Linked DNA regions of Homo sapiens: region 1 is linked to region 2. Evidence: chromatin loops called from intact Hi-C (ENCODE). Cell type or tissue: mammary epithelial cell. All regions are shown on one strand. Links, peaks and the distances in the headings refer to the core of each region. The heading gives the core; the rest is flanking DNA.

What was found. Peaks named below come from ENCODE experiments on the same cell type or tissue, not always from the same donor. Only the 100,000 strongest peaks of a DNase experiment are listed, where the experiment ranks them.
Region 1: a loop joins it to region 2, with 5 times the contacts of the local background. A loop is called at or near these places in 2 of 110 quality-filtered maps.

The regions. Positions count from the first base shown.
Region 1 is chr7:155,539,467-155,555,307 of GRCh38, reverse strand. CNPY1 (canopy FGF signaling regulator 1) reads left to right here and starts at 8,749. Exons shown (of 5, transcript NM_001393663.1): 1 at 8,749-8,879; 2 at 9,365-9,477. The coding sequence starts at 9,379. RefSeq lists enhancers at 6,633-7,134, 12,421-13,221. In mammary epithelial cell, for the core only: a CTCF peak has its summit at 9,769 (motif pointing right); DNase peaks (open chromatin) are centred at 8,217 and 8,637; H3K27ac peaks cover 286 bases.
Region 2 is chr7:155,590,422-155,606,262 of GRCh38, reverse strand. No RefSeq gene overlaps it. Among named protein-coding and RNA genes, the nearest start is that of RBM33-DT, 46 kb to the left of the region's middle. RefSeq lists a silencer at 7,154-7,448 and an enhancer at 11,227-11,973. In mammary epithelial cell, for the core only: a CTCF peak has its summit at 7,341 (motif pointing left); no DNase peak of the experiment used is centred there; H3K27me3 peaks cover 690 bases.

The sequences.
Region 1 (15,841 bases), core at 4,916-12,915, 53 kb after region 2:
GAACCCTGATTTTGTTCAGCTTTGCCAAGAGCTGCAGAGGACTGGCTGGCCCTTCCCAGCCCCTGAGGGTGCGGCCCCATTGGCCTCAGCCAAACACCATCATTGCGTCTCCACGCCAGGACGGGGGCTGGGCCAGGCTGCGGGACAGCTTTGGCCAATGGGAGCGGGAAGGGGCTTGCGGGGGTGTCAGGCAACGTTTTCCTTACAAATGGAAGTTGACAGGGCAGTAGTGATCCTCCACACCTCCAGATGTAGGGCTCTGAGGGTTTGAAGCTTAGAACCGCGGACACCATCTGACATCCCTGTGGGAAGACCAAGAACGTTGCAGAGAGGTGGAGACAGAGTCAGGAGGTGCCTGAGGGGCTGAGGCCACCAGTGCTGACGAGCCAACCTGTGGACGTCTTGCCCTGTGGACATGAGATTTCCCCTTACTGCTGGTTATGGCTTAATTGTGTCTGCCCCAAATTCATGTGAAATTCCTAACCCCTAATGTGACTGTGTGTGAAGATGGGCCCAGTGACCTCTAAAGAGGTCATTAAGGTAACATGGGATCTTGGGGTGGGCCCTTTAGACAAGGCCCATATTAAACTTATGACTGGTGTCCTTATAAGAAGAGAAGATTAGGACACAGACACACACAGAGGGACGGCCACGTGAGGACATAGGGAGAAGACAGCTGTCTGCAAGTCAAGGAGGGGCCTCAGAAGGAACCAACCCTCCTGACACCTTGATCTTGGACTTCCAGCTGCAGAACGGTGAGTGATAAGTCTCTGTGGTTTAGGCCCCCCAGCTCTGGTACTTTGTTATGGTGACCTGAGCAGGCCAATACCATGCTGAAGCCAACATAGGCTTAGGGAGTAAGGAACATAGTCCCTAGCTCAAAATGGCTTCAACAATTAGGAGAAAATGGACGAAAGTACATGTATGAAGCCAGGAGGTCAAGCAGCCCATGGAGGCTCAGCAGTGTCACCAGAGCCCAAGTGTCGTCCACATTTCTACCCTGCCCCACTCAGCCTGTTGCTGTGAACCTCAGGCCGACTCCCTCATGGTGCCAGAATGGCTGCCACATTTCCAGCGATCACCTGCAGATGATGTCATCCAGAGGCAGGAACGAGGTGTGAGGATGTTCCTACATGTCTCCACTTTGTAAAAGAGAAGAACAATGCCTGTCTAGAAGCCTGCCAGCCACCCCTTCTCACATCCCATCTCCACAATTATGACACGCACCCATCCCAAACCAGCAGTTGGCAAGATGCATGGAATTGCTGTGGTTGAATTGAACTTGGAATGAACCTGTTTCTCTGATACACATGGATGACAGTGACTGGATAGGGAGGGTACTTTATTAATTGAGAAGAGAGTGGGAGGGGGATGTTGGTTAGGCAGCAACCAGCAGTGTGCACCCAAACCTTCACATCCAACTCATCACTAATTTTATTGCTTTTACCTCCCCAAAAGCTTTGAATTCATCCACATCTCTGTATCTCCTCCACTGTGCAGTAATCTCTTGCCTGGATCATTGCAGTAGCTCAATAACTGGCTTACCAGCATGCCCCCTGGTCCTCTCTAGTCTGCTGTCCTGGCTTGCAGCCTAAATGATCTTTGAAAAATGCACATCTTAGGGCTGGGTGAGGTGGCTTATGCCTATAATTCGAGCACTTTGGGAGGCCAAGGTGGGCAGATTGCTTGGGCCTAGGAGTTGAGACCAGCCTGGGCAATATGGCAAAACCCTGTCTCTACAAAAAATACAAAAATTAGCTAGGCTTGGTGGTGCATGCTGGGAGTCCCAGCTACTTGGGAGGCTGAGGTGGGAGGATCACTTGAGCCCAGGAAGTCGAGGCTGCAATGAGGTGACATCACACCACTGCACTGCAGCCTGGAAGACAGAGCAAGAATCTCTCAAAAAGAAAAGAAAGAAAGAAAAAAAGAAAAATGCAATCTCATCAAATCTCACCTTACTCAAAATACTGCAGTAGTTCCATTTGGCTGAGAATAGATACACAATTCCCTACCTGTATCTGCAGGGCTCTGCCTGGCCTGGCCCCCAACCTCTGTAGCCTCAGCACAGAGCACACTTCTCCCTCTCCTTTCTCCCCAGGTATCTGAGCTACTGGTTTTTTGTTTGTTTGTTTGTTTTTGTTTTGAGATGGAGTCTTGCTCTGTCACCCAGGTTGGAGTGCAGTGGCATGATCTTGACTCACTGCAACCTCCACCTCCCGGGTTCAAGCAGGTCTCCTGCTTTAGCCTCCCAAGTAGTTGGGATTACAAGCGCCTGCCACCATGCCCAGCTAATTTTTGTATTTTTAGTAGAAACAGGGTTTCACCATGTTGGCCAGGCTGGTCTCAAACTCCTGACCTCTAGTGATCTGCCCGCCTCGACCTCTCAAAGTTCTGGGATTACAGGAGTGAGCCACTGTGGGCTACTATTTTTTCTTGTGCATCAAACTCACCTTGCACTTTTCCACCAGGGTGTTTTGGCAAATACACCTTCATCTGCTCTTCACCTGGTAAATGCCTGATCATCTTTCAGGTCCTACTTGTCATGCTCTTAGGGAAGCCTCCCGTGTTCTTTGACAAGGTCCAGCCCACTTGTGCTGGGTAACTTACCCCAAGCCAGAGGCTGAAGACATCAGCTGACTGTTTCTCCCAAGCTGAGAGTGGGCTGGGAGGTTCGTGGGCTGGTGATGCCTCTGGAGGCTGGCATGTCACCTCTGCCACAGGTACTGGCCAAAGCAGGTCTCAGGTCCAGCCCAGACCTGAGTGGGGCAATACACACCAACTCTTCATGGAAGATGGCTAAACGCTGCAGTCTTCTTTCGGTCTTCTTTTCTAACCTGCCACCCTATCCATGTGGGTTTGCTTAGCACATTGCATTTCTCCTTTGTGGAACTTGTAGATGCTACTCTTTCATCTGCAAACTCCATGAGTGATGGTGGCTCCTCCCACTCATCGTTACATCTCCAGCACCCTGGGACACAGTACTCGGAAGAAAAGTGCTTAAAGTTTGTTGAATGACCAAATGAAATGCAGCCATGCTCTAGGTTAACTTGAAACAACAGCTATGTTTCAAATGAGGATCCTTTACAAGCCTAAATTATCCATCTTTTAAGCCTTTGAAACAATCTAACAAGCACAGATAGAAAAGTTAAGGAAATGATGGTGCATCTGCTTGATTGGATATTACGTAACAGTTTTTAAAATGGCAACAACCACGCCCAAGTTGGGAAAATCCTTATGACAGAAAAATGAATAAGAAGCAATGAGGAAGACGCACATAAAGAATGCCTTTCCCTAGCTCAGACACCGTGTGCTCCGGCCGGGCCCTCCCAGGAGCGTGCACTCTTTGTCCTGGGAGCCGCGCCCTCTGGTTTTCTTCCTGGCAACTCCTGCTTGTCCTTGGAGGTCTTCCCCAGGACTGTGCATTCCTGCAACTTTCTCTTTCTCTGCAGTAACACTCAGCTCGCCAAGCTTGTTCATGGGATTTTTGTGGCTGAGTTGGGACCCTCGAGGATGGGGCTGTGGCCTCCCTCACTGCTGCACCTCCCACACCTGACCCAGAGCAGCACAAGGTTCAGAGAGTGTGTGAGTGTCCTGAGCCTGCTGCGCTGTCCCCACACACAACCCCCATTGTTATTGGCTTCAGTAGCAGAAGTGGAGCCTCCCTGTTCTGGGGGCCTGAAGTCTATCATCAAGACGGGCAGGGCTGCGTCCCCTCTGAAACCTGGAGGGGTGGATCTGTGCCTGACTCTTCCAGCTCTAGCGTTGCTGGTGGTCCTGGGCCTTCCTTGGCTTGTAGACACCAACGCAGTCTCTGCCTCTGTCATCACGTGGCCTTCTCCCATGTTGTGAGGTCACCTCCCTGTGTCTCTCCTCTTCTAGAAGGTCCCGTCGGTGGATCAAGGCCCTCCCTACTCCAGTATGACTTGGTCTGAATCAATCCCATCTGCAAAGACCCTATTCCCAAATAAGGCCACATTCACAGGTACTAGGGGTTGGGATGTCAGCTTATCTTTTTGGGGGACAGAAGCAGCCAACAGGGCAAGTAAGGAGAGGAGGAAGGAAGGAAGCAAGGAAGCTACTTTTGGGTGTGGTGAAGCTGAGACTGGATTCCAAAGCCCCTCTCCTTCCCGCACCTGCCTGAGCCACGGGCACAGCGGCGGGCCTGGTCGATGCTGTGAGTCCATCATGGGCCCTGATATCCTGTGGGCAGTGGGAGATGCTCCTGAGTTAGCCAGGCCTGGGGCGCCCAGGAGGCCGTGCACAGCAACATCCAGCTCACCCCGGCCTCTGCACAGGCGCAGCTCGTCATTGGGTTTCAGCCTCTTCTCATGGCCTCCTCGTAGCACAGAGTGGGGCCCGCCACACTTTGGGATGTCTAGAGACCAGGCTTAAAGAAAGACTGTGGCATCAGCCATTTCCACTTTGGGGAGCAGGAGTGTTGGTTGGGGGGAGCCACCCCTCCGTCACGTTTGCCTTGCTGGCCTCCTGCAGCCTTGGGAGTCGGGGCTTCATCTTCCCTCAAAGGAGTGTGGGGGGCACAGCCATGCAGGAGATGCAATGTGAGTGGTGGGAGTTGCATGGGCACTAATCACTACCATCGTAATACCAGGGCTCCTGCCTTGCTTATAGAAACTGCTAGAAAATGGTTTGTTCTAGAATTGAGCCATGTTCTCTGAGGTACCAGAGAAAGTGGCCCCTGCACCCCTCTTTACTGGTCAGCAGCACCTGCTCCGGAGAGGTGCAGGGTGCAGGAGAGCTGCCACTAGCCAGTGCACCTTGGGACAGGTAGGGCCCCCATTGCAGAGCACAATGACCTCCTGCATGTCAAAGACATTTGCAGATCTCAGGCCCAACCCAGACCCGACTCAGAGTCTCCCAGGCTGGGACCTGGGTCTGTACTTCTAGCAACTCCCCACGTGGTTCTGATGTCACCTCTGCTTGTGGCCTAAAGGCCACTGGAGGAAAATCCACATTGCCTGCAGCTTTGGATGGCTTGGTTCCCATAGCCGCTCCTGCTGGTGGGGAGAGTGGCCCAGACACCCCTGGAGGAATGGAGGCACGGCATCCACCACATGCGAGCTCCTTGGAGGGCACGGGCTGGGACTCAGACCTCGGTGGCTTCCTTGGGCCTTGCTCATAACCTTGAAAATGGCAAATGCTCAGATATTCATTGATCCCTTCACCTCTAGGGAGATGCAGCCTCCTGTGGGCATGTGCAGAGTGTGGGCAGGAGGGTTGTGGTGGCGGGGCCCTGATTTGTAGCATCTGCCTATGCCTGTTGTGTAAATACTCCCACCCCTGTTGATCCGGGCTACCTGTGTGATGTCACTAGCTGTGGAGTTGGGAAGCAGCACACATGCCATCTGCTCTTGCAAGCCCCTTGAGATGGTTCCGGCACCTGAGCCACCGGAGGCTCATCTGAATCTGTCGTGACATCTACCTCCATCTCTTTCCCATTTCCAAATCTTCCTCTAAGAGAGAAAGGGAGGGAGAGGGAAGGAGACAGCCATAGTGGCAGGGGCTGGTAGGCCCAGCGGGAGGGGGCTTGCCCTCTGGCAGGCAGTGTGACCCACCAATCCCCCCATGAGGCCCCACTCCCGCCGCCTGCTCTAATAAACTCTAAACTCCTGTGATTTAAGTGAAGGTTTCAGATTAACATTTAAATTAATGCCGGACTAGAAATCTGGAGCCCAGGTCGCTGATGTGACTGTTAACTTGTTCTGTGACCTGGGGCGGAAATTTAAAATGATCTTTTCTTGTGGAGCGGCCCCTCCGAGGGGAGGTCAGGGATGGCAGGCCTGGGGGCCTCCTGTCCTGTTGGAAGCCCAGCACCTTTCCTTGCTGACGGGGCCACCCTGACCTCAAGAAGCCCTGCATGGCCACGGGGGGCGGGGTGCTGTGCCCTGGTCCTGCTACTGCCATCCCGATGCTCAGGGCATTTGGGGATGCTCGATGACAGGTGTGCACTACAAGGGGCTCTGCCTTTTCACGGCCTATCTTGGTGCTTGTGAAATGTGGGCCTGAAATGAAGGCAGCAGAACATTAAAATATTGACCCAGAGAGCCCTGTGAGCTGAGCCCACTCACCGGCCCCTTTCCACTTCTGCCGGCAAGTCCAGCCTTGAGGGATCCAGGGAGCCAAGGACACCCACAGTGACCACAGCACAGGGAGCGTCCGGGCTCAGGGTGGGGCGGCTGGGCAGGAGTCTGGGCACGGGTCTGCAGGCACAGAAAGCAGAGAGATGCCGAGGAGAGACGGGGTCCCAAGCTAGTCACTGAGCCCAAGTCAGGGATTCCAAGCAGTCAGTGGGGCCAGGAAGGGGACAGCAGGCAGGCCACGCCTGGCAGGCACTTACAGACTCATGCAACACCCTCCCTACGATGGGAGAGACTCTGGGTAGAGCCGGGTGACGCTCATCCATGGCCCAGCAGGGTTTGACGCTGGCACTTGACGGCAAGGCCACATTCTTTCTGTTGGCCAGCACTGTCCTCTGCCAGCCAGGAGGTGAGGACGCACCATCTCCAGCTCCTGGGTCCACCAGGAAGGGCTGGAGGAGGCTGTCAGGGCAGAGGCCACCTGGGCCCCTGGAGATGCTGGGCTGGGCCCACCCCGGTTCTCGGGGAACCTTCACACCCGGCTGGCGGCCATCCTCTCGGGCTATGCATTTCTCCTCTGAAGTTGGCCTGGAGGCCAGAGGCCACCCCTCCTTTGTGCTGATTGCTTTGGCCTCTGCTTCCAAGACACCATTTCCCACCATCTGCCCTCTCTCAGGAGCCAGGGTAAAGGACATCAGACAATCCCATCCCTCTTCCTCCTAATCTCGTGTGGGAGCTGGGCTCCTGCTGTCCTCAGGGGTCCCAGGCGGCCCCATTCTCAGCAGTAACATGGTCACCGCCGGCTCTTCCTAGAGGACTCCTCATCTGAGCCTACTGGGCTGTTCACCACCTGTGGGCCCGGGATTCTGGGCCCACGCTCCCCTGGCAGCCCTGGCCCTGCGCTGACCGAGATCCCCCACTGGGGAGCACTGACCATGGAGGGTCCTTTCTTATTCCATCCCAGAGGTGGAAGGTGAGTGAGTGTAGTGAACTCAAAATAGCAATGGCTTAGACAATCTGGATGCTTGTCTCCCTCTCGTAAGGGTGGAGGGTGCTGTCCCGGTCAGCACAGAGTTCTCCCCTTGCAGGCCCCAGGACCCGCCTTTGAGTTCCTCACCCTGACATCTCCCAGGCCACCCTGGTCCTGGGGCCTGAGCTGAGCTCCGACCTATAGTGGGTCAGAGAGGGCAGAGGGCGAGCACTGGCTCTTTAGGAAGATTCCAGAACACATGGTTGTAGAACCAAGTTACAGGCCCTGGCCTAGCTTCAAGGGAGCCAGAAAGGAAGTGTTTGTTCTTGGAGCTGTAAGTCCTGCTCCTAGAGAAGAGGGGCTTGCCTGTGGTCAGTAGCTTTGAGCCCCTGTGCACTGCGTCAAGTCCAAACAGTAAGTGCTGATGTGGACACCCGAGACACAGGTTTTCATGCCTCTGCCATGAAAACTTCCTTCTCCTCCTGGAAGCCTCAGAGAGACAGGCTACTCTGTCAGAGACCTCCAGGCCCCAGAGGAGCCCAGTACATCGTTAGATGTACTGCTCACTAACAGGTAATCATAGTGATCAATGATCTCATACATGGATTGAAGGTCACTGACCCCTAAGAGCAGGGTAGGGAGGGAGCGCGGGCTGTGTGCCTCTGAGGACTGAGTGCCATCTGTGTCCTCAAACAGTGGCTCGGCTGCTGATTTCTGTAGTACCTTGGGTAAGGGAGACACCTGGGAAAGTCTCTCCATCTCTCCAAGCCACGTCCGTGAAATGGGGATAGTGCTGGAATCACCACCACAGGGTCCTGGAGTCCACAAGGGCACGACACGTGGAATGCAACACCCAGCAACACCTAAAGGCAGTGAACATGCTGGTGTTCCAGCTTCACGCCCACAACTGGCCTTTGTCCTCATCCACACAGCCTGTGCCCTCAGTGCCCGCATTCGGACACAGGATGAGAAGGGAGCACTAAACGCAATGTCACCTGTGCCAAAGTCATGTCCTGGGCAGAGAAAGGCTATGCTGTTCTAACAGGGACCAAAACACAGACAGAGGGAGAGTGACTCAGATGGAAGCTTTGGGTCTCGTTTCACAGCCAGGGGAGCGGTCCACATGGGCAGGCGGCCTCTGCTCCGTGGCCATTCAGGACACTGACATCGCTGTCTCTTTTCTCCCACATCCCTTTGGGCTGGTCCTGACATGCTGACTTCCAACCACAGAGAGGAAAGCCAGAATCAGTTTTCAGTTCAGCAAATGAGGCCGATATTGGAGGCATCACCTCATTTATCTTTTATTTGTGAGAGTTCAGACCCTAAGGCACAGCTCAGCCGCCTCCACTGGGCAGCCACAGCCTGGGGAGAAGGGATTTTAGGGGACAAAACCAGCTACATTTCCCATAAAAATAAATTTCAGAGAGTCCCCTTTGACTTCAAATCCAGCAAAAATGTATCTTTTGGAGGAGGGCCCAGTTTTGACCCACTTTTCCCACAGTGCAGAAGCTACTTGGGAGTAATTATGACAACCCAGAGGGGCTTCCAGAGTCCTGTGGACTCAGAGGATGAGCATCTGCAGTGTTTCAGGAAAGCACCTGTAGTCCCAGTGACTCAGGAGCCTGAGGCAGGAGAATTGTTTGAACCTGAGAGGCGGAGGTTGCAGTGAGCTGAGATTGCACCACTGCACTCCAGCCTGGGTGACAGAGCAAGACTCTGTCTCAAAAAATAAATAAATGAATAAATAGGAAAGCACATTTGAAGGCTGCACATGGTGGCTGATACTTGTAATCCCAGCAATTCAGGAGGCCAAGGTAGGAGGATGGCTTGAGTTCAAGACCTACCTGGGCAACATAGTGAGACCCCCCGTCTCTTAAAAAAAAAAAAAAATTAGCCGGGTGTGGCGACGTATGCCTGTAGTCCAAGCTACTCGGAGGTGGAAATGGGAGGATGGTTTGAGTGTGGAAGGTTGAGGCTGCAGTGAGCTGAGATAGTGCCACTGCACTCCAGCCTGGGCAACAGAGTGAGACCCTGTCTCAAAAAAAAAAAAGCACATTTTAAATGTAAAAGTAAATTGTATATGGTTTTGAAAACACAAAGTACAAAAGGGAACATAAAAAAAGTCGTCTCTGTCTCACTGTCTTTGAAAACTCTGCAGAGGACAAGAGTCCTCCCCAGGTCCTGGGCACGTCGGCACTGTCCCTGTTCTAGCTAGAGGGTGGCACAGAGGAAGCCACTCCACAGGCCCGGCTCTGGCTCGCCTCCTCCTCTGATCACAGCTGTTTTGTGTCTTGTTTAGCGTGCAGGGCGCTGATGGACGAGATAGAGCACGACATCACCAAGGCTCGGCAGAAGAAGACCAAGGTGGGATCCTTCCGAATCAATCCCGATGGGACTCAGGAGAGGAGAAAGGTAGTGGAAAAGATATTATGTGCCAGTGTATAATTGCGGATATGGGCAATTACCAACCATTTATCCAAACAGCAGTTGGTCTTAATCTTCTAACCTTTCTCTTGTTCAGGGTATCAGCTCTAAATTGCTTCTGAGTCCTGGGGGACCCAAAGTAATCTTTAAGCTTGAAATTGAAGTATCTCTCTCAGCACCTAAATTTTGTGTCTCGTCAAGTCGAAAGACATTTCGGCACTGTTCTTCATCAGAATAAAAATAGCGCGTCTGTGGTTCTTGGTGAGGCCAGCAGGGGGCCCAGAAGAGGCTAAAGGGGCGGCCTAGAGACACTCAAAGCAGAATAGTCCTCTCCTGGGTACCACACTCCCTCCCCCACTGCAAGATGTGCAGATTTCTAGTTGGGGGTGCAGGTTGTAAGACGCACTTTCTGGAATAGACCGGACAGTTGGCTATGGAGAAGGAAGAAACGTTCTTGCACAACCTAGAGAGGGGCTCCCCCTGAGGATCAGAGGCAGTGAGTGGGGCGCTGGAAGGGTGGAGTCTAAGACACCAGGCGGGACCCATTAGGGGACACCTTCCCCTCTGAGCCCTCAGGTACTAGGTGCCCAGAACACATAAGCCAATTTCAGCATCATTCTAAGAGAAATATTATTAGAAAGGTGTTCCCCAATATCATCCAACTCACTCAAAGCTAAACAGAAGTGGGTCTGGATTTCTTGCAGCTTTCTTTTGTTGTGATGCACTGCACCTGTCTTAAATAATGCAAACTAGGCTGTCTGTGTGGGGTCCGTGTCTTCCTGGAGCTGTGTGCCCATCCGAAGAGGACAGGGCAGGAAAGGAGAGTCACAGACAGGTGCCGTGGTTGAACTGTGGGGCTGTGACAGGCAGCCCTTACAGAAAGTACCTCAGGCTTCTAATGCGCCTCAGTTATGAATGAGGGAGGAATTTCCATCCACAGGTCAGTACCTCCCACAGGAGAGGGCTGGGCTCTCAGGGGTCCCTTTTGGGTTCGTTGCCTCCCCAAAGGCACACTCAAGGATGGATCCTTCAAGAGCCGTGTCTGGCAAGTCCACCGGAGGGACCCCGTGCAGGCCCACTGGCTGCTCTGCTGCAGGTCTGACGCCTGCACCCCGGAATCTCAAGGTCCTTTGTGGTCACCTGAATGCAGGACATGTGCCTCCATAAAATCCAGTACAGTCCTGGTCCCTGACACCAGCCGGGAGCTGATTCCCACTGTCAAGCAGGGCCAGGGAAGATGTGAGTGCCTGTCTGTGTGTGCATTGTGTCCACATGTGTAATGTGGGGGTGTGTGCCAGCCAGCATAGCTTTGAAGATAAGCTGAGTCTTAATATTTTGATAACTTCAATCTGGGCTATCAGACACATCATTAGTGCTCCTGGGCCAGCAGAAAGGAAGTCTTTCTCTACAGGCCCAACAAAGGGGAGCCAAGGAAATGACCGCAGAGCCCTGAGGAAGGGGCTGGAAGGGGAGGAGCCGGGTGGCCCTTCTTTATTGACAGCTGCTGGGCGACAGCCTTTAAGTGATTTTCTAGTCCTGACAATGACCCTGCAGAAAGAATAGCATCTCTGCATTACTGATGAGAGCGGGGGGAGTCAGGCCAAGTGGCCGCAGCTCCCACAGCGGATGGAGGGCCGTGCAGGGACTGGGATGGCAGCACCTTGTACCTTCCACCCTCCTCAAATTCACACTGCATCCTTGAGTGATGCGACCCAGGAGTCCACGTTTGGGGGTCCTGAGCCTTTCCAGTGTGTCTAATCCCAGAATGGAATTAAGTTTGCCTGGAGAAAATGGGCCACACCCTCCCCTGCTTTCTGTTGTCTTGGAGGATGTTCCACTTCAAGGCGATCAAGTTGAAATAGCTTTTCCGATTTTGCCAGGAACACTTAGTCTGCAAAGCAACTGAAAGCAGCTAGACGGCTACATTCACCAGTGTGCCTAAGGCAATCTTAGAGTCGCAGCTACAAGGAGCTGGTGCTGATCTCAGGTGATCTTTCTGCCCAGGGCTCCTGCTCAGCCAGAAGTAGCCCAGGCCAGCATCACACGGAGACTTCTCTCTGCAAACATGGTGCACCCTGTAGGCGCGCGGGTGGGTTCCTCGTGTTGGAGAACTCGTCTTTAAAGCCCTTGTGTTGGAGAACAGCATGGCCTGGCGGTGGGTGTGTGGCTCAGCAGTTCCTGCTTCTGGCTAACTCACAGCAGAGTGACCCCCTCACGTCCCAGCACTCTCATGCTTCAAAGAGCTCCACTGTCTTCCCCTGGAAACTTCTAGAAGGTCTCTCATCCTTCCCACTTAGAAAACTCTTCCTTGCTGTGATTCACATTCCTGTGGCATTGTTTTCTTCCGTCAGCAGGCTACTTGGCCAAATTCGGAAGTAGGGGATCTGGCAGTGTGAAGTCAGCTCTGCCCTTGCTCTGCTTGGACTTGGATGGGGGCCAGGCTGGTGTTACTGCGGGGGCTACTCTCCTCCTTCCACCCAGCAGCTCACAGAGCACGTGCTCAGCTTGGCCTTCAGTGAAGAACAAAAGAAGGCACACAGCTGCCAAATGAGAGGGGTCTCGGGCCCCCATTGTCCTGCCTGGAGGAGTCTTGAAGCCAGAGGTGTTCCCAGCCCGGCCCGGCTGGCCACAGAGCGGCAGGACCCCTTGCCTGCTTTTTTCTCCTTTCTGGACCTCAGTCAGGCTGGAAAGAAACACAGGCCGTGTCTTCAGAGCTGAGGGTGCTGATGCCACAGGGTCCTTGGAGAGGCTGTTCCTCTGTGGGAGGGGTGAGGCGGGTTCCCCCGAGAATCCGAGTTCCTAAGGGGAGCCACGGGAAGAAGCAAAGCGAGTGAGTGGCCTCTCGGCACTGTGCGGACCCAGTGTGTGCAAAGCGGCCTGTGTCCATACCGGGCTATTCTCTCCGTCTAGCCTCGGGCGGGGGTGGGTCTGGGAGGGCAGTGTGGACAGGGGAGATGTGCAAACCAGCTTCTCTCAGGCCAGGCCTCCCTTGCTTAGAAGAAGAGTCAAAGGAGGCCCCCAGAGAGCAGCCAGTGAAAGGGCTGTGGCCGCAGGCGGGCCTCTGCCCGCACTGGCTCAGTCCCTGGTGTGGATGTGGGGCTGGGACAGACACAGAGGAGGGCCAGGTGCCCACGACAGCCTGCATGTCCTCTCAGCAGCGGGAGGGTCTTGGGGTCCGGCTGCACCACAGGAGCCCCGGGATATGTGGGGACCCCGCTTTTTTTTCTACTCTGCATACTTTGCCACTAGCAGCATTGTGGCTCAGACAGAAATCCCCCAGCCCCAGGGGTGTGCAGTGGCTCTTTCCACGTGAGGCCCAGCAGTGAGGCCCCAGCATCAGTCAGGAAGCTTGGGTGAGCCCCGAAGGGCAAGCAGAGGTCTCCATGAAGAGCCTTTCCATGCCCACACCCAGGACCTTCCTTCCTTGGCTCCCTACGCCCGCCCATGAGCAAGGGGTGCTCTGACCATGGTTGGGGGGTCACTCCTTGGAGCCTGGTGACTCCCAGACCCGTAGGTCCGGGGAGCAGCTGGCAGGACCAAGCAGGACTTGCTTTCCCTGGGGCTCCCCTGACTCCCCTGCCCAGCTCCGCCTTCCCTGCCTGCCTGACTCCCCTGCCCAGCTCCGCCTTCCCTGCCTGACAGCACTCAGCCTGGCAGGGAGGGAATCAGCTCTCAGGCCCTACAGCAGGGGTTGTGAATACTCCACATCGAGCGTCCCACTGCACGTGTTCTGCACCGGCTTCTAGGATTTTCCCAGCAGACTTCTGCCCCCCCGACCCTGCCCCTGTCATGGCAGCCGGCTTGCAAACACAGCGTTCATTGGCTGCCTTCCAGTAGAACTTCCCCTCCACTCTAGTGTTTCCAGAACCTTCCAGGTAAACAGCCCTGGGAGAATCCCAGCAAAGACAGTACTAAAAGGCCCCTTCAAGCAAAGCATCCCCTCTATAGGGCTGCCGTGGTTTCTGAGTACCAGGGCTGCTTACCCACCTTTGAGTGATGGTTATAGAGGCTGGTGCGAGGCTGGAAGACTTCCCTTCCTGGGAAGGACCTCAGGGTGTGTGGCTCCATCCACACTGTCCTCCTGGCCAGCCAGGCAGCAAGACCCTCGAGGAAGGGTGCTCCAGCTTCCCTTGAGTTAGAGCAAGACCCATGGACAGTCGCCCCACACTCAGCAGACTGCGGGGGCTCTGGGGAGCCTCCAAGCCAGGCCCGGTTGGCCTCCCTCCTCATCATCTGAGGCTGACCTGCCAAGCAGGCTAGAAGGGAGGAAGGTGTGGGTCATGTGGTGTGGGGAATGATTAGAAAATAAGGCTCATTATTGTAATCAACATCATTCTCAAGCTAGCTCAGAAGTCTTCAATGTTATCAACTTTATGGGACAGCCTGTAGAAGCAGAGAGGATGGAAGGGGCAGCTGTTTAGTAATACACGATGTACAGGGACCTCAGCTCCCGGGGACTGACTGCCTTGCTCTGTTGGAAACATTCTCCCTAGCCAAGGATTTTAGTGCCATTCTCCTTGAGAAATGAAATTCACGTGCCACGTCTTGCTCGATGTTCATGATAGGCTGGGAGCTCGTGCTCCGCTCGCGGAGGTCTCTGTCTTCAGAACAGCGGGAACGGGGAGGCTCAGCGGGGGAGCACTCACTAAAGTCCAGAGTTCAGAGAGCTGCCTCCTTGGCCTGGGGCTGTTGGGGACAGGTGGGAGACCACCCCTGCTGCCACCGTAGGTGGGATGTCTTCACTCGGTAGCTCCTCACACTGGCACAAAGCCTCGTCTGTTCAGCAAAATGCAGCCAGCATCTCAGCACTGCGGTTATTTCCCTATTATTTATTTATTTTTTAAACAAATTGGATTAATGGCACCTTTCCTAAAACAGGGCAACACAGCACAAGACAATTTGGAGGCAGTTACTTCACATTTGCTTACCTGTCTCCTCTCCCAGTGATGAAAGGCTGGCCTCCCGAATGAGGGTACGCATGCACTGCTGCTCTCAGCGGGGCACCCAGGGTCAGGGAGCTGGAGTCGAGGGGCTCACATTTGCTTTTAGATTTTGAACCTCCGAGCTCCAGTCACTGGATACAGGATGACCAGGGCAAGCCGTGTGTTACCCACAGGGACCCAGGAAACGTGTGTTCACCGAGGGAATTGTAAATGATGAAGCAGAGCTCAGGGGCGTCCTCTGCCTCGGCTGAGTGTGAGAGCAAGGCCTCGCTCTCTGCGAAACTTGGAAAGTTCAAACAGAAAGCACCAACAGCAACAGTGAGGACGAGGCCAATATCCGGTTTGCACCAACACCTCATGCTTCTTTAAGCTTTAAAACACAACTCTGGGAGGTAAACTGGGCCACTGTAATTAGCTTCATTTTAGAAATGCAGATGAGGCCCAGAAAGCTTTAGTGACTCACTTAATTTTGACAAATTAGTATTAATTTAATTTGCTGATAAGTTAATTTAGAAAAATTCCAATACCATTTGCTAGCGCTAAGATGAGGAGAACGAGACCCCAGTGCACGGTGCTTTGGCAAAGCCGAGCACTTGAATTAAAGGACATTGGAAGTCCTTCGAAGCTGTCTCAGAATTCTGGACTTTCTAACCTTGTTTCCTCCTCCAGCCCCCAAGTGCAGAGAGCCTCTCCCTGGAATTTCCTTATCCGACTTAGGAAACTTCTTTCCAAAAGAAATACAATTGTCTTAAGATCTCTTCCCGAGGAATCTGATCAAATAACCAGGAAAGATTTAGCCACCAGAGGAGAGAAAAGCCTAAAGGTCACCCCCACCCCCAGACTTTTCATCTGTTCTTCTGAGGGCAGCTCAAAGTGATGACCCTGGAGGCTTTGTCACATAAGAAGAAAATCTGTGTTCACGGTGCAGTTCTACCCCTCACCTTCCCATAACTTGCTGGTCCTATTCAGTTTCCTAAGAGAATCGTTGACAAGATAATGTCTGCCTCCTGCGTCCATTCCTTTCTCCTAAGAATCACTGACTCTCCCCTAAAATGGCCCACGGGCCCCCACTTCCCTCTCCTCCATGAAAAGGGTATTTAAGTCTCAACCATCTTGCCCTTGTTGGAGTCTCATATTTCATATGGCTCCCATGCTAACACACATGAATGTTTGTCTGCTTTTTTCCCCCCGTTAATCTGTTTTTCAGTCATTTCAGCAAGCCTTCACAGGGAGCAGAAGGGAAGCTTTCCCTCTGCTCCCACACTATTGACAGAGCTACCCCATCCCATTATGTACTATGAAACAACAGGGCACTATAACATCCTGGAGCTGTGCAGTGTGCAACCTGCACAACTGTACATGGACAAAATGAGAGGGCTGGCTATTCTATCAGGCCAGCCAGGAGGTGC
Region 2 (15,841 bases), core at 3,146-11,145:
GGAGGCAGAGGTTTCAGTGAACCGAGATTGTGCCACTGCACTCCAGCCTGGGTGACAAAAAAAAAGAAGAAGAAGAAGAAGAAGAGGAAGAAGGGATTTTCATACTGATTTTTGCTAATCTGATAGGCAAGAAATGCTATCTCCGTGTGGTTTCAATTTACATATTTCTAGTCGTGAGTGAGGTAGAACATTTTTTGTATGGCGAGGATCATTTTGACATCTCTTTTGTGAATTATCTGTTCATATATTTTCTAAATGTTTCTTTCTTTTTTTTTCTTGAGACAGTTTCACTCTTTTTGCCCAGGCCGGAGTGCAATGGCATGATCTCAGCTCACTGCAACCTCCACCTCCTGGGTTGAAGTGATTCTCCTGCCTCAGCCTCCCAAGTAGCTGGGATTACAGGCACCTACCACCACGCCTGGCTAAATTTTGTATTTTTAGTAGAGACAGGATTTCACCGTGTTGGCCAGGATGGTCTCCATCTCTTGACCTCGTGATCTGCCTGCCTCAGCCTTCCAAAGTACTGGGATTAAAGGCGTGAGCCACCGCACCTGGCCAATTTTTCTCTTTTTTTTTGGTTCTTTTCTTTCAATTTTAAAGACGTCTTTATAGATTGGAGACATGAGTCCTTCATCCGTGATATACGTTACAAATATTTTCTCCCAATTTATCAGGCTTTTTTGTTTCATTTATGATATTTTGCCACACAGCTTTATTTTATTTTTATGTAGTCAAATTTATTATTCTCTTTTAATTGCCTCTGGATTTGGGGTTATAGTTAGAAAGACTCAATGTGGAGGTTGAATAGGAATTTAACCATATTTTCTTCTAGTACTTTTATTATTTTATTTTTAAATATTTAGATCCCTGATCCACTGGGAGTTTATCTTTATGTTTGGTGTGACATATGGATTTAATTTTATCTTTTTCTCAAAGGCCACCAACTGTTCAGTCAATTGATTAAAACACTTGTCCCTACCCCAGTGGTGTGAGATGCCGCTTCTGCCGGACACTGATTTTCCACGTGTTTTGGTCATTTCAGGACCCTCTAGTCAATTCCTCTCTTCAGTTTGTCTATTCACGTATCAACACTGCACTGTTTTCTTTAAAGAAGCTTTATAGTATTGTTTCCATTCATTGTCACAAGTTTTTATTCTAACCTCTGAAATGGACATCAAAATTCTCTTGTGAATTAAGTGGGATCTTAAGTGAAAGCACTTGGCCTTTTGAAAGCTTTTAGAAAATAACAATTTCCCTTCCCTTATTGAACCTGACTACTTATTTTGATTGCACCCTGACTTCCAGGAATATTTACCGGAGAGCCATTGGTAAGTAAGTATAAATATTGGGTTTAACTTCCAAAGTCTGATATGGGGGAAAGGAAAAAGCTTAGACAGCTGGCCGGCCCATGTGGCCTGAGCTGCAATGCCAGGCTCTCTTTCTCCAGTAGCAGAGGCGGGTGCCATGGGGTGATTCCAGGGGCAGAGGCTGGTGCCAAGGGGTAATTCGAGGCTCCCAGGTCTCCAGAGGCCTCGGCTCAGAACTAGCTTGCTGTCCTGACCACCAGTCACAGAAACCAGCCACATTTAAGGGATGGGGAGCAGGGGCATGGATCCGAGAGAAGGGTGGAAAATTGAGCCTCCTTTTGGCGATGAATCTGGCGCACTCATATGAGTTTCCCTCCCCTGCAGTAACAAGTCACCACAGTGCACTGGCTTAAACAACACAGGCTCATTCCCTTACAGCTCTGGAGGCCAGAAGTCTACGGTGAAGGTGTTGGCAGGCCTTCCTGGAGGCTGCCTGCGCTCCTGAGGCCCCGAACCCCTCCTCGCATCACTCCACCCTCTCACCTCCATCCTCAGAGCTCCCAGCACTGACGCCTGCCCCTCTCCTAAAAGGTCCTCCGAGACCACCCGGGATGATCTGCCCATACCCAGATGCTTCATTCAGTCACGTTGCCACGTCCCTTCTGCCATGTAAGGTGACATATTCACAGGTTCTGGGGATTAGGAGGCGAACATCTTGGGCAGGGGCCAGGGCCCGCTATTCAGGCTACCTCAAAACATGAGAAATTAATTTTTCCTTTTTGTAGGTCCAAAGAGGCCAGATACAGCTCAGCCCGACACTGACACTCACACCCTGGCCCTCCGTCGGAACACCAAGATGTCAACCCTCTCCCTCCTCCCTTGCAGTATTTGGACGGCAGCATGATTCTGGGGTGGGTGGAGGGGTTCCTAGAGGAGTCAGGGTGACCTTGAGTGGGCGGGCTGAGAAGCCAGGGTGCCCCCAAGGGGACAGCTGCCTTTGGCTAATGTTTCTGAGTTAAGATCAAGTATACACAGAGGAAGATTCTGGCTCCCACGAGCAAAGTAGGAATTCCATCCAGTTCGTTTATTTGATGACATTGTTCTGCATTTTGAAAAACTGTGGTGGTATTTTCTTTTCCTTACCTGCGGAGCTATCACCAGGAGATGAATCTAGTGCATGCGTATGAGTTTCCCACCGCTGCAGTGACAAGACTGGGGTGGATTCCCGTTGGATGCCCCTTATGTTTCGCTGGTGTCCTGTGTTACTGCACACCCAGGACCTTTCCACATTTTCCCTCCTGGGCGCACGATGGCCTGGGTGGCTGATGCTTCTCCAGCTCCTTCCTTTCCTGCTGTCAGCTCAGCTGACGTTTGGAGCACAGAGCTCCCGGGAACTCACAAGCCATAGTGAGCAATTTCCTGGCTGGGGTTCCTGTTTATCTAGGGGTGCCCCAACAGTGGCGTGAATGTCTCCCATGATCTGGGAAGCTCTGCCACAGAACGAGAGAAGCAGACGGTCCCTGGGCAGTGTCAGGCACGCCCTCCCTCTCAGTCTGCCCTGGACACCGTCGTCACAATTCCATGCTGTTAACAGGCCGAGGCTGCAGGCCACGTGCCCTGCTTGAATGCGAAGAAACAAGCTGGGAGATAACGTCTTCAAAAGAAGGTAGAAGAGAGACAGCTACTGGAATTTTAACCCACACTTTAAAGGTGTCCCTCAGAAAACATCCAAATCACCAGGGGTGGTCTCTGGAGAGTGGAGGGCAGGAGGACATGTATTTCCCTCCCCCAGGAAGCAGGAAGTGCCAGGAGGCAGCAAGAACGTGCCTCTGTCAGTCAAGGAAAGCCTCAACTTGGGGAATTTTGAAATCACCATTGCCTGAGAATTGAGTCCGTGGAGCTCCTGGGGGTTCCCGAGTGTGGAGCACCAGCGTGGGCATCCTGGAGGGCTGCTTCCAGACTTGAGCCTTGGGGGCAACTCTCCCAGGGGCCGGGAGACTCAAGCCACCCGAGCGCAGCCTCACCTGGGGCTTCCCAGACAGAAGGGAGGAAGTGCAGGGGAGCCCAGACCTGCTCTGTGCAGTCAGTGGAAACTTACAAAACCCATCCCCTTGATGAATTCCTACTTGATTTGATTTGACCTAGTTGCAGGTTTTTTTTTTTTTTTTGGTCTAATGATGAGAAAAATAAGATTTTTTTTTTGAGACGGAGTTTCACTCTTGTTGCTCAGGCTGGAGTGCAATGGTGTGATCTCGGCTCACTGCAACCTCCTCCTCCCGGGTGCAAGCGATTCTCCTGCCTCAGCCTCCCAAGTAGCCTCCTCAGCTAATGTTTTGTATTTTTAGTAGAGATGGGGTTTCAACATGTTGGCCAGGCTAGTCTCGAACTCCTGACCTCAGGTGATCCACCTGCCTCAGACTCCCAAAGTGCTGGAATTATAGGCATGAGCCACCGCGCCCAGCCAGATTATTTTTTATTTTAAAGAAACAGCGGTTTGAATCACACTGAAGGCCATGAACAGAATAATGCGAAGTAGCAGTGCGGTCAGGAGAGCCGCCGGCTACCACTGGCTGCCGGAAGCCCGTGGCCTCAGCGAGCCACAGCCGGTAATGAGGCTCTGAAGCGTTGTGCGGCCGGGCTCACCGGGTTGTGTTTTCCTGTGAAGCGTCGTGCGGCCGGGCTCACCGGGTTGTGTTTTTCACATCATCGGTCACTCTACTTCTTTGTGAGGGATCGAATTTTTAGAGGGTCTCGACCAGCAAATTGATAAATGAAACGTGCTGTATAGAACAGCATGAAAACTAGCGGAAAACACTGCGCCCAGCTCAAGTGTTTTCTCATGAAACTTTGTTCCCTATGTGTATAGCATGCGTGTTCCATGTCACCAGGCGAAGTGTGAAAGTCCTTGGAAGTCACAGTTTGAAGAAAAAGAAGGCGACTGTGCTAGAGTTGCTTGGAAGTTTGTTGGGAGAGCGATTGGTACTTCAGCTCATCATTAATGGCATAGTAAAAAGGGAAACCCAGAGTTTAGGGAAGCAGAGGCTTTCTGAGAATGCAAAATTGAGCAGCATTTTTTAAAAAATGCAATTCCTTTCAATCTTTTCACAGAGCTCTGTATATTCTGTTGTCTGTACACAGAAAGGGCCATTGCTTGTACCGAATCACTTCAGATGGAAAGTAATTTCCAATATTGCTGTCATTCTACTCCCCGGCTCCTTCCTGGGACGCTGGGGATAAAGGAGAAGGAGAATTCCTTTTCTTCCTTAGGGCAGCAACAAAGCCTTAAAAAGATCCTCAAATAACAAGTTAAAGGCATGCTTTTCTTCTCCATGTGGGAGACCTGAAATGAAAATTAATGGAACAGAGGTATGTGTTAAAAGTAAGTTTTAAATCTGATTGACTGGAACCTCTGCTTGGGCTACTGAATGAAATTAATTAGTGACCTAATTGGCCTTGTTTCCAAAAATCCACACCTAGATTCAGACAACAGCCCTGCGTTGCTGAAGCACGAGAATCACTTGAACCTGAGAGGCAAATTTTGCAGTGAGCCGAGATCGTGCCACTTCACTCCAGCCTGGGTGACAGAGGGAGACTCGGTCTCAAAAGAAAGAAAGAAATAAGAAATAAGAAAGAAACCTTTGCATATGGCTTTCGTGTGGACCTAAGTTTTCATTTTTCTTGGGTGAATAGGAGCAGTGAAATTTGTGGGTAGTAAGGAAGCTTATGTTTACCTATAAAAAGACGCCAGTCGGTTTCCAAGGTGCCTGTGCCGTTTTGCACTTGCACCAGCAGAACGTGGCAGAAGCTGCTCTAAATCCCTGTCAGTACTTGGTATTGCCAGGTTTAAAAAATAATTTAGCCCGGGCGCGGTGGCTCACATCTGTAATCCCAGCACTTTGGGAGGCCAAGGCGGGCGGATTGCGTGATCTCAGGAGTTCGAGACCAGCCTGGGCAACAAGGTGAAACCCTGTCTCTACTAAAATCCAAAAAAAACCCTGGCATGGCGACATGTGCCTGTAGTCCCAGCTACTCGGGAGGCTGAGGCAGAAGAACTGCTTGAACACAGGAGGCGGAGATTGCCGTGAGCCGAGATCGTGCCACTGCATTCCAGCCTGGGCAACAGAGTGAGACTCCAAAAAAAAAAAAAAAAGCCATTTTAAGAGATGGGTTGTAGTATTTCATTATGGCTCAATTTGCTTTTCCCAAATGGTGACTGGGGTATTGAGCTCTTCCAGGAGCGCCATTGCCCTCCATATAATATACCCTCTTTGGTGACATGTCTGTTTGAACCTTCTGCCCATTTTTTAAATTGGTTTTTCTTATGATCAAGTTTTGACGATTCTTTTTATAAAGTGAATACAAGTCCTTATCAGTTCTGTGCTTTGCAAATTATTTCCTTCCAGTCCCTGGCTTGTCTGTTCATATTCCTAAGTGTCTTTCAAAAAAGCAGAAGTTTTAAATTCCGATGAAGTCCAGTTTTTCAATTTCTTGTGTGGGTTGTATTTTTAGTGTCCTGAGTAATCTTTGTCTAACCCAAGGTTGCCAAGACTTTCTTCTATGTTTCCTTCAAGAAGTTTTATGATTTTACGTTTTACATTTAAGTATGAATGATCTATTTTGAGTTAATTTTTATTATGGATCACAGTTCAAATTTTGATTAAAATTATTATTTTCTGATATAAAATGTAATGTAGGCTCATTGTAGAAAACATAAAATGGAGAAAGTAATAAAATTACCCAGAGCCCAGCCATAAGTGAGAACCTCTTTCAGTTTATCTCCCTCTTTTATGTACAGTGTATGTTTCACATAGTTCAGACCACACTGTACATAGAATTTGTATCTCCCTTTTATCCACTTAATACTTTATTAGAAATACTTGCTCATACACTGTCAGTAAATTGGTTTTTTAAATGAAGTCTCTTTTAATGGTTTTCTTCCTCCTAAAACAAGTTTGTTGCATAAAACTTAAAAACATAGATGAGCAAAAGAATAGCATGAAATATCATTAATCCTACTATGTAGAGACAGCTTGCCTATATCCTTTCAGATGCTTAGCTCTGAAAGTATGTATGGGCATTATTTTATTGACTAAACATAAGCAGTCATATAAATACTTTATAATTGAGTTACTATTCTGTTGCAATATTTAGAATGTGTCCTGTGTTTTACTGTTACACGTACTGTTGGAGTGAAAAATCTTGACTCCATATTTTGGATTTTAGATTTTTTTCTTGGGTTAGAGTCCCAAGACGGTTGCTAATAAGTCAAAGACTATGAATATTTTTAAAGCTCCTGAGTCTCTGGCTCCAATTCCCTCCAGAAAGTTTGGATCAATTTATTTTCTCTCATGTAGGACTCATTATTAATACATTTTGATGTGCAATAATTTGATAGTGAATCATGACATCTCGGTGGGTTTTTTTTTTTTTTGGATTTGATTGCTATTGAGGTTAAACATTTTTTCCAATGTTTACTATCCTTTGTGATGACCTATTTTGCGATTTCTCTGCTTTTCCTTTTACTTATAAGTGAGCATCTCTATCGGGGCACACTCAGGCATATTCACCTTTAGAGAGAAAACATCAGAAAGTCCTGGCAGTTTGACATTACCACTTAGTATAACGTGCGGAAGAGACAAGGAAAATGTATTTCCATCAATCTTGGCGTTGTTGGCTTCTTGATTTTCTGAAAAATAAGAAAGACAAAGTAGATTTTTTGACCTTTGAATTCTTCAATTACCATGCCAAGCTTTCAAGACAATTAAGCCATAAATATTCTTTATATAGGATCTTAGCTTTCTTAATCCCTGATTGAGACCTTGCGCTGCAGGAGCGTGGTGGTGCAAAAGCATTGTCTCAGAGGATGCAGACGTGTTAATAAAAGGTGGGTTGTCAAATGTGTTTAGAAAGAAAATAACGAAGAGAGAACATCATTTGCCTTTCTTAGGTGTCCTGACGATATCACGGTGGGCATTGAACGCTCCTTGAGCTCCCGCTTGGTTTCTGCTCTTTCTGAGCCTTGGTGCTGCCATCTGCTGGCCGTCCTCGGCACTGCGTGTGAACGGCTCCTGAGAAAGGACCAGTTTTAGAATATGGGGCTGAAATGATGACTGAGGGTTTAAGCCTGTTTTATATTTCTGGAGAATATGTAATATGAGCATATGTTGTTAAATATGGCCTGTTAATTCACTCAAAATTGAACAAATGCTCCGGAACAATCCAGATTTGCAGTTTGATGCTCCCATATTGGCTCTGCAACAACTTTGATGGTGGTGGAGCTGGTGATGGTGATGGTGGTGATGATGATAAGGAAAAGCTAGAGATCTTGTTGACGTTATATAAAAGGTCCTTGAACAGCAGAGTTGGTATAGGATTTTAGAGAATGCTTGAGTAACTGGAACTCCTTCGGGAAGCCATCGCATTGAAGGTTGCAGACTTTCTTTGTTTCGTCTGTTCAAAGGGAAATCAGGGGCAGGGGATAGGAAATTCAAACCAGGCTGGGTAGGTATATTCTGCTTTAGAAAAATCAGATTTTCAAAACTCGAATTCATAAGGTGAATAACTTAAAAGTAGCACTTGATTAATTGCATTACAAAGGAATTCTTCTGTTTGGGAAAATATGCTTCCTATTTCTTTCAAATATCTTTTATTCACTTAAAATAATTGGGTTAACACATTGTTCATAACATCATTCATTTTGGGGGGTGCAGAAACACCAGTATCTTAAACCTACTTTGAAATGCAAGATCTTATCAATCTTTATTATTCTTAGATGCAAATTTTGCATGGGTTAAATGGTGAAAGTAAAAGGAGACGCATCTGCAAGTCAGTTTCAAACTGAAATATGAATCATCAAATACCTTTTAGTATTTGATGAAAGATGCACATTTTTCTTTTCCTTTCTAGTCAGAAGATTTTCTTTCACAATCAATTTCCTGCTGGGAAAGCATGAGGACTGATCTATGGGAGCAGAACAAGCCCATTTAGGCCACTTCAAAAATGCAGTACACTTGGCAAGGCCAGTCTGAGACCCAGTTAATGATTCACAGTTTAGAAAGATATGCCTGCTTGTAGATCCAAGTTCTCAACTTAGTAGTTTATTTAGTCTAAGTTTGTGTTCTCATTAGGAGCTCTCAGTCCATCAAATGGCTATTAGGAAAGAAAACAAAATCAAAATGAGCTTTGGGAACCAAACCTCAACGTAGGCCTGGGCTGTCACTCTCCACCCCACATTGCCATGTTTACGTGTTTTTAATGAGTGAGGAGCCCTTCTCATAGGGGCCAACCCCAGACAGCTTGGATGGGACACGGAGACACAGGATGTTCAGCACAGACACCCCCCAGCTGCTCAGTGCTGAGGAGGCATTCATGAGCTTGCTGCTGTGGTTCGGAAGAACTCCAAAGCTAGACACCCTGTTGGTAGATGCTTGTGTGATGTGTCCAGTTGGGTGAGGCTTGGGACTAAGGTGATCCAGGTGGCCTTTAAGAGATTTGCAGTTGAGGAATATTTTTGGCCGATGAGTAAGTCTCAGGAATCCTGCCTGCTTTGGGCAGCAAAAAGAACATTCCTCACCTTCCAGGTCAGGCAGATGGCTCATGCCTGTAATCCCAGCACTTTGGGAGGCCAAGGCGGGAGGCCAATCATGAGGTCAGGAGATGGAGACCATCCTGGCTAAAACGGTGAAACCCCGTCTCTACTAAAAATACAACATATTAGCTGGGCGTGGTGACATGTGCCTGTAGTCCCAGCTACTTGGGAGGCTGAGGTGGGAGAATCACTTGAACCTGGGAGGCAGAGGTTGCAGTGAGCCGAGATCGCGCCACTGCACTCCAGCCTGGGTGACAGAGCGAGACTCCGTCTAAAAAAACCAAAACCAAACCAAAACAAAACGTTCCCCACCTTCTGGAGATGAGGCATCAACACTGCAAACAGAAGGGAAAACTGTGGCAACTTCAGAAGGCATCATTTTAGGAATTTGAAGGTAAATGAATATGCACATATTTCTAGATGCAAAATGTGTCTGGATAATTTTAGAACCGTTTTGCATCTCCATTGCTTTTTGAAGCTCCCACAGGTACAAAATGCAGCCGTTTTCCTAAACACCTGCTTAGTTTCTTGATCTAGTTAGATGAAAGAGCAGAACTATGAAAAATTACTCCGACAAGCATTCCTTTCATCTTCAGGCAGTAAACCATCTTTAAAATCTGATGAAAATGCTTTGAAACAAATAAAATAGCTGGATGTGGGATTCCCTGGAGAGAGACTAGGCATTTTCCCATGTTCCTCAGTTGCAAAACCAGATGTTTTGGAGTCAGAAAACTGTGGTTTTAAAATGTAAAGCCTAAATTCTTGACTTCTCTGCCCTCCTGTGACCATCATTTTAATGTGTGCAATTTATTTTTGATAATTAATCGTTTCTTTGCTCCCCCTCCTAGGTTCTGTGGTTTTTGGGGTCCAGGTACAGGTTGCTCTGGGGCTCCCAGGCATCTCTGCAATCAAGGAAATTGGTGCCAATTGTGAGTGTCCGGGTGGAGCGGGACAGGGACCAGGTGAAAGGGAGGGAGGCCTGGGGATGCTGATACAGGAGCTAGAAAGAAATTAATTTAGGTAGATAGTGAGGGTAAAGGAGTCCTCGGCAAGGTTTCCCTTTTAAAAAGAAGCAGTCCCCAAATCATTGCTTTTCTAACAAAGAGAAGCCTGAAAAATCGAGCTGCAAACACAGATAAGCAAGCTGGAAGTTTGCATGGGTGAATGCCGGCAGCTGGGCCAACAGAAAAGGGCTACCTGAGGGCTGGGCATGTTCAGCATGGAGGCGCCATCTTCCCTTTCCTTTGTCATCACTTGTACAGTAACGAGGCCGGCAACATGGCGCCAGCCAGGTAGAGAACCCACCTGCATAATAAAAGATTAGGGTGGCAGACCAGGTGCAGTGGCTCATGCCTGTAATCCCAGCACTTTGGGAGACCGAGGAAGTTGGTTCATGAGGTCAGGGAGTTCGAGACCAGCCTGGCCAACATGGTGAAAACCCATCTCTACTAAAAGTGCAAAAATTAGTCAGGCGTGGTGGTGGCACCTGTAATCCCAGCTACTTGGGAGGCTGAGGAAGGAGAATCGCTTGACCCTGGGAGGCGGAGGCTGCAGTGAGCTGAGATGGCACCCACTGTACTCCAGCCTGGGTGACAGAGTGAGATTGTCTCAAAAAAATAAAATAAAATAAAAAATAAGACTGGGGTGGCCAGCTTCTTCATGAACTATGCAAATGGCACACCTAGTCCTAACCAGTTCTTTGCGTGCTATGCACATGGCACACCTGATGCGACCAAGCTTTTGTGCTTTATGTACATCAGACAGTGCTGCCTCGAGCTCATTTATAAAACCTCGTGCACTTCACCTCAGACCAGAAGGCCCACTTGGGACCCTCTGTCTCTTCAGGAGAGTGCTTTTCTCTTTCTTTCGCCTCTTAAACTTTCGCTCTTAACCTCACTCCTTGTGTGTGCATGTCCTTGATTTCCTTGGCATGAGGCAATGAACCTCAGATACTACCCCAGACGGACAACACTGCTTTCATGTCTCAGTTTGTTTGAGTTGCTGGAAGAATGTATCAGGCTGGGTGGCTGATAAACAACAGGCATTTATTGAGGCTGCAAGTCTGAGGCCAGGGTGCCAGCACAGTGTGGCCAGGTTCTGGGGAGGGCCCTATTCCAAGTTGCAGAGGGTCATCTTTCTGCTCTGACCTCAGTGGTGGAAAGGCTCCGAGGGTTCCACCCTCATGATCTCATCACCTCCCAAAGGCCCCACCTCCAAATACTTTCATCTTGGGGGTTAGGGTTTCAACATAGGAAATCTGTAGTTACAACATTCAGTCAGGTAAAGGGAACTGGGAGTGGATGGAAACAACACCCTCTCCCTCCGGTGGGGGCGTATCCACTGTTCTCCATGCCTTCCTCCTTCCCCTCCTGCCTCTGTGTGATTTCCCTTCCCTTTCAGCCATCCCAGATGTTAATTTAAACCTGATCTCTCCCATTTAGTTTAGTCTTTGAGCACGCTATTCTCCACCTGTTTGCTGGATTACAGCTTTTGTGGGGGAGAGGGATTCATGGTGAAACGTAAAGGGAAGTGGTCTCCATTTTAATCTAAACAGTTGTGGGCACTGTGGCCTGACTGTGGAACAACAAAGGTGAGGGCACTAGCTGAAGAAGGAGTGGACATCCTAAGCCTGGCACAATAAGGATGTCTTGGGTTGAGGGTCTCAACCTGGCTCACAGCAGAGTCTCCTGGGAGCTTTGAAAATGCTTGTGCAGGGGCCCAGCCCTGGGGTGCTCCTGCAGTTGGTCTGGGTGCAGCTGACCTGGGTGCAGCTGGTCTGGGTGTAGCTGGTCTGGGTGCAGCAGCTGATCTGGGCACAGTTGGTCTGGGTACAGCAGCTGGTCTGGGTGCTGCTGGCCTGGGCACTGCTGGTCTGGGTATAGCAGCTGGTATGGATACAGCAGCTGATCTAGGTGCAGCAGCTGGTCTGGGCACTGCTGGTCTGGGTGGTTCTGGTCTGGGTATAGCAGCTGGTATGGATACAGCAGCTGATCTAGGTGCAGCAGCTGGTCTGGGCACTGTTGGTCTGGGTGGCGCTGGTCTGGGTGCAGCTGGAATGTTTAAGCTTTGCCGGTGGTTCTCATGTACAGCGAGTCTGAGAGCCTGGCCTCGGCGTGGGAAGGGCAGGGGTGATCCTGGGACCACCACAGCGTCTGTCCTTGGGACTGGCTCTTGGCTCTGCCTTGGGTGGGCTCCCATGAGTCCCATGGAGAGCCGGGGTCTTGGGAGGTGGAGGCAGCAGGTAGACACAGTACCACCAGAGAGCCTCGAGGAGCTGCACTGTCTGGGGAGCCATGTGATCCCCACCCTGTGCTAGGTACTGGGTGAGGTGTGAGAACACAGCAGTCAGTGAGATGCAGGCCCGAGTGCCCTGCAGAAGGATGCGTTAAGCTGACCAGCTGCCCTTGGCCTTGGCGGGAGCTCTGGCTCTCCTGGCCACTGGTTGGTACAGGAGTGGCCACACAAGTCGGGGAGCTGGGTGCACCCCAGAGCTGGCAGAGCAGTGGCAGCACCAGCCAGAGGGCCGAGGAGCTCAGCTTTGTGGGGACATTTTCCTTTAAGGGCAGGGCATAGGAAGAAGTGGCTGAATGGTGTAACACCAAGTTAGATTATGAAATATCCTGTGATTTGATGCTTTTTGTGGGGACACAGGACAGAGGTATTAGAAACACCTCTGCACTTTCCTGCCTCATCAGTTCTCCTGGGGGCAAGCTCCCGGGGCTTACAGGGGCAGGGAGGCTTCCAAGGTTTTGGGTGGGGCTTGGCTGTGGTGAACGGTGCTAGGAGCTGATGCAAACAGTGACGCCCTCCCGCGGGCAAGTCCGCCGGCCCCCGGGCCCTGTTCCCTCTTCTCCAGTGCTGCCTCACTTGCTTTCCTATTCAGCAGTCTCAGATGTGAATTTTAACCTGATGTCATGGATTTGGTGTGTCTTAAGGAGACTTTTTTTTTTTTTTTTTTTGAGACAGAGTTTCGCACTTGTTGCCCAGGCTGGAGTCAAATGGCATGATCTCAGCTCACTGCAACCTCCCCGCCTCCCAGGTTCAAGTGATTCTCCTGCCTCAGCCTCCTGAGTAGCTGGGATTACAGGCACTCGCCACCACACCCAGCTATTTTTTTTTTTTTTTTTTGTATTTTTAGTAGAGATGGGGTTTCACCATGTTGGCCAGGCTGGTCTTGAACTCCTGACCTCCAGTGATCCACCTGCCTCGGACTCCCAAAGTGCTGGGATTACAGGCATGAGCCACTGTGCCCGGCCAAGGACATGTTTTATCCAGGGCACCCACGTGATTTGTTCCCATGCTTTGACAGTAGAGAAACAGCCAGTGTGTCTGTCCACGGTTCCTGGGTATTTTTGAAGAGTTCTTGACTTGAGATTGCCTGGTCTGCCCTCCCTTGGAGAGGGACCAGAGACCCAAGCTTCTGGGCTTTGCAAAGCCTCCAATATTGAATCCAATACCCCATCCCCCGGGCCTCACTGGAGAACCAGTGAAGTCGTTCTTAACAAACCTGAGCGCAAGCGTGTTCCTGGTAGCTTCTCTTGTAGTGTGGGTTGTAGGGGTGGCAGGAAGGGAGCTATCAGTTTGGAAAACCAGGGCCCGCAGAGAGGGAGGCCAGTGTCATGGGTGGGATGGAATTCCAATTGAGCGGGAGAAAAGCACTCCACATTCCCTGGAGTGCAACTGAGCCCAGCCGGGCAACTGAGCTAGAAAAGGTCATTCACGGGGGCAGGTGATTGGTCAGGATCAAAGTCAATAATCCTGTGCCCTCCTTCCCGTGCTTCGGCTTTGCGGGGCGGCAGCAGAGAACCCCCAAATCCCTCGGATCGTGGGAACCTTCTGTCACAAATCACAATCATTTGTGTCCTTCACCTCGTTAGATGCTGGGGTTTTGTACTTTTTTTTTTTTTCCTCTGAGGTTCGTTCCCTGAAATATTTGTTTTTAGGAGGAGTTTGGGTTTAGGATTGTAAACTGCATTATGTCTTTAAACCCTTTTTTCAATGGACCACATTGTAAACCTGGGGGAATTTTAATATTAAAATGATGCGAAGGGTTTCTGTACCCATCTGACTTAGTTGAGTCAGTTGTGTTTTTGACTGTCACGCTGCACAGTGACTGAAAAAATATTCAAACTAGGCACGGCATCTCAGGGAAATTAACGAGCGCTCGTGCCTGGGGACGCGCAGCTGGAGTACAGAAACGCTCTTGAGACGTCTCAGCCTCCATGAGAGAACTGGGAGGCCAAACCCAGACTGTGCAGAGGTGGGGGGAGTGGGGCCCATTTTAGAGAAGAATTGTAAAGTAAAATCTGTGTGACAGCAAGTAAGAGATGTGACTCCAACATAGAGGCAGGTGACTATGGGTTCATGCAGCCGGCTAGTGCCACGTTAGGGAAAACAATTCTCAAAGTCTAGTGGTCAACGGATTGTCTGGGCCTTAGAATGCATGTCTCCAAAGGAACGTCGCGAGAACTGCTGGGGGCCTCCCAGCGGCCCTCAGAGGCCCAGTCGCTAGCAAACAGCAGCCACGACTTACTTGTCGGAACTACCCATATTTTCCTTCTGGGCAGTGTGGCTATGGAGAGAGCTTGGGGAAGGACCCAGAGGCCTGACATCTAATCCCGGCTTCACTGCTGTGGGAACAACTCAAGACCAGGCTAGGGACAGTGAGCACTGGGCTCATTGGAGAGGTACGGGAAGTGAGACCACTGTCTCTAGCAGCCACTCAGGAAGCCAGACCATAACCCCTCTAACCATCGGCCCCAAATGGCCCGGGCTTGGTTCATAACTGCCACTTCCCTAATTGTTGCCCCCGCTTACAACTCAGGAGCTTCTCCAGCAAGGGGGCCGCTCCCTCACCTATGTTTGGCAGAGACCCCAATGTGGGCAGGGGATGGGTGGGCCTCACCGTGAGAAAAGAAGGCTCCCACCTGAGCACCAGGCCAGTTCCCTGGCTGGAGGCTGCCGTCGTGGGAACCTGGAGGTGGCTCAGAAGCAGCATGTCCCAGTGATACAGAAGGGCTGGGCTCCTGGCTAACCCCCACCCTTAAGCCTGGAAGCGCAGCCCTAAGTGAAAACAGCTGACTCATTTTTCCACCTGAACGTTGCCTTTTTGGCCTGCCCCGCCCCATCCTCTGCCCATAAAAGACTTCAGCTGGCAGAGCAACACAAGCAGCTGAGCATTGAGGATACAAGCAGTTGAGCATCAGAGCTGTGGCTAGACGTGGCTAACTTCAGATGGTGTGGCTTCAGAGAGGGCCGGGCTTCTGGGAGAGATCACCTTCCCATCCCCTTTCCAGCCTCCCTTTCTGCTGAGAGCCACACATCACTTAGTAAAGTCTTCCGCATTCATCACCTTTCGAACAGCTCGCGTGACCTGATTCTTCCTGGGCACTGGACAAGAACCCGGGTGCCGAGAGGGCAGGGGCTGCCACCCTGACCCTCCACTGAGCTGGTTGGTACTTGGCTGTTCCTGGACAGCAGAGCTGAAAGAGCATTGGTTGTAACATGCTTGGACGCTTCTGCGGGGCCCTCACGGAGCCCGCTCCCGCCAGAGGCGAGCCACGGGCAGCTTCCAGCCACTCCAGTTGCTGTCCTCAAAGGGGTCAAGGGATCGTGTCCTGTCTCACCAGGAGATTGGCTGGGGCCACATTTGGCTTTCTCTGGTTGGTCCTGAGTTGCAAGTGGGGACAACAATTAGGGAAGCGGCAGTTATGAAGCAAGCCCGGGCCATTTGGGGCCAATAGTTGCAGGGGTTATGGTCTGGCTTCCTGAGTGGCTGCTTGAGACAGCGGCCTCACTTCCCGTACCTCTCCAATGAGCCCAGGAGCCGGCCTGTAAATAGCGGGGCTGGTTGCTGTGGAGACAGTGGCCTCACTTCTCACAAGCCTGGCTTGTAGATAGCAGGCTGGCTCCTGGGCTGGTTGCTGTGGAGACAGTGGCCTCACTT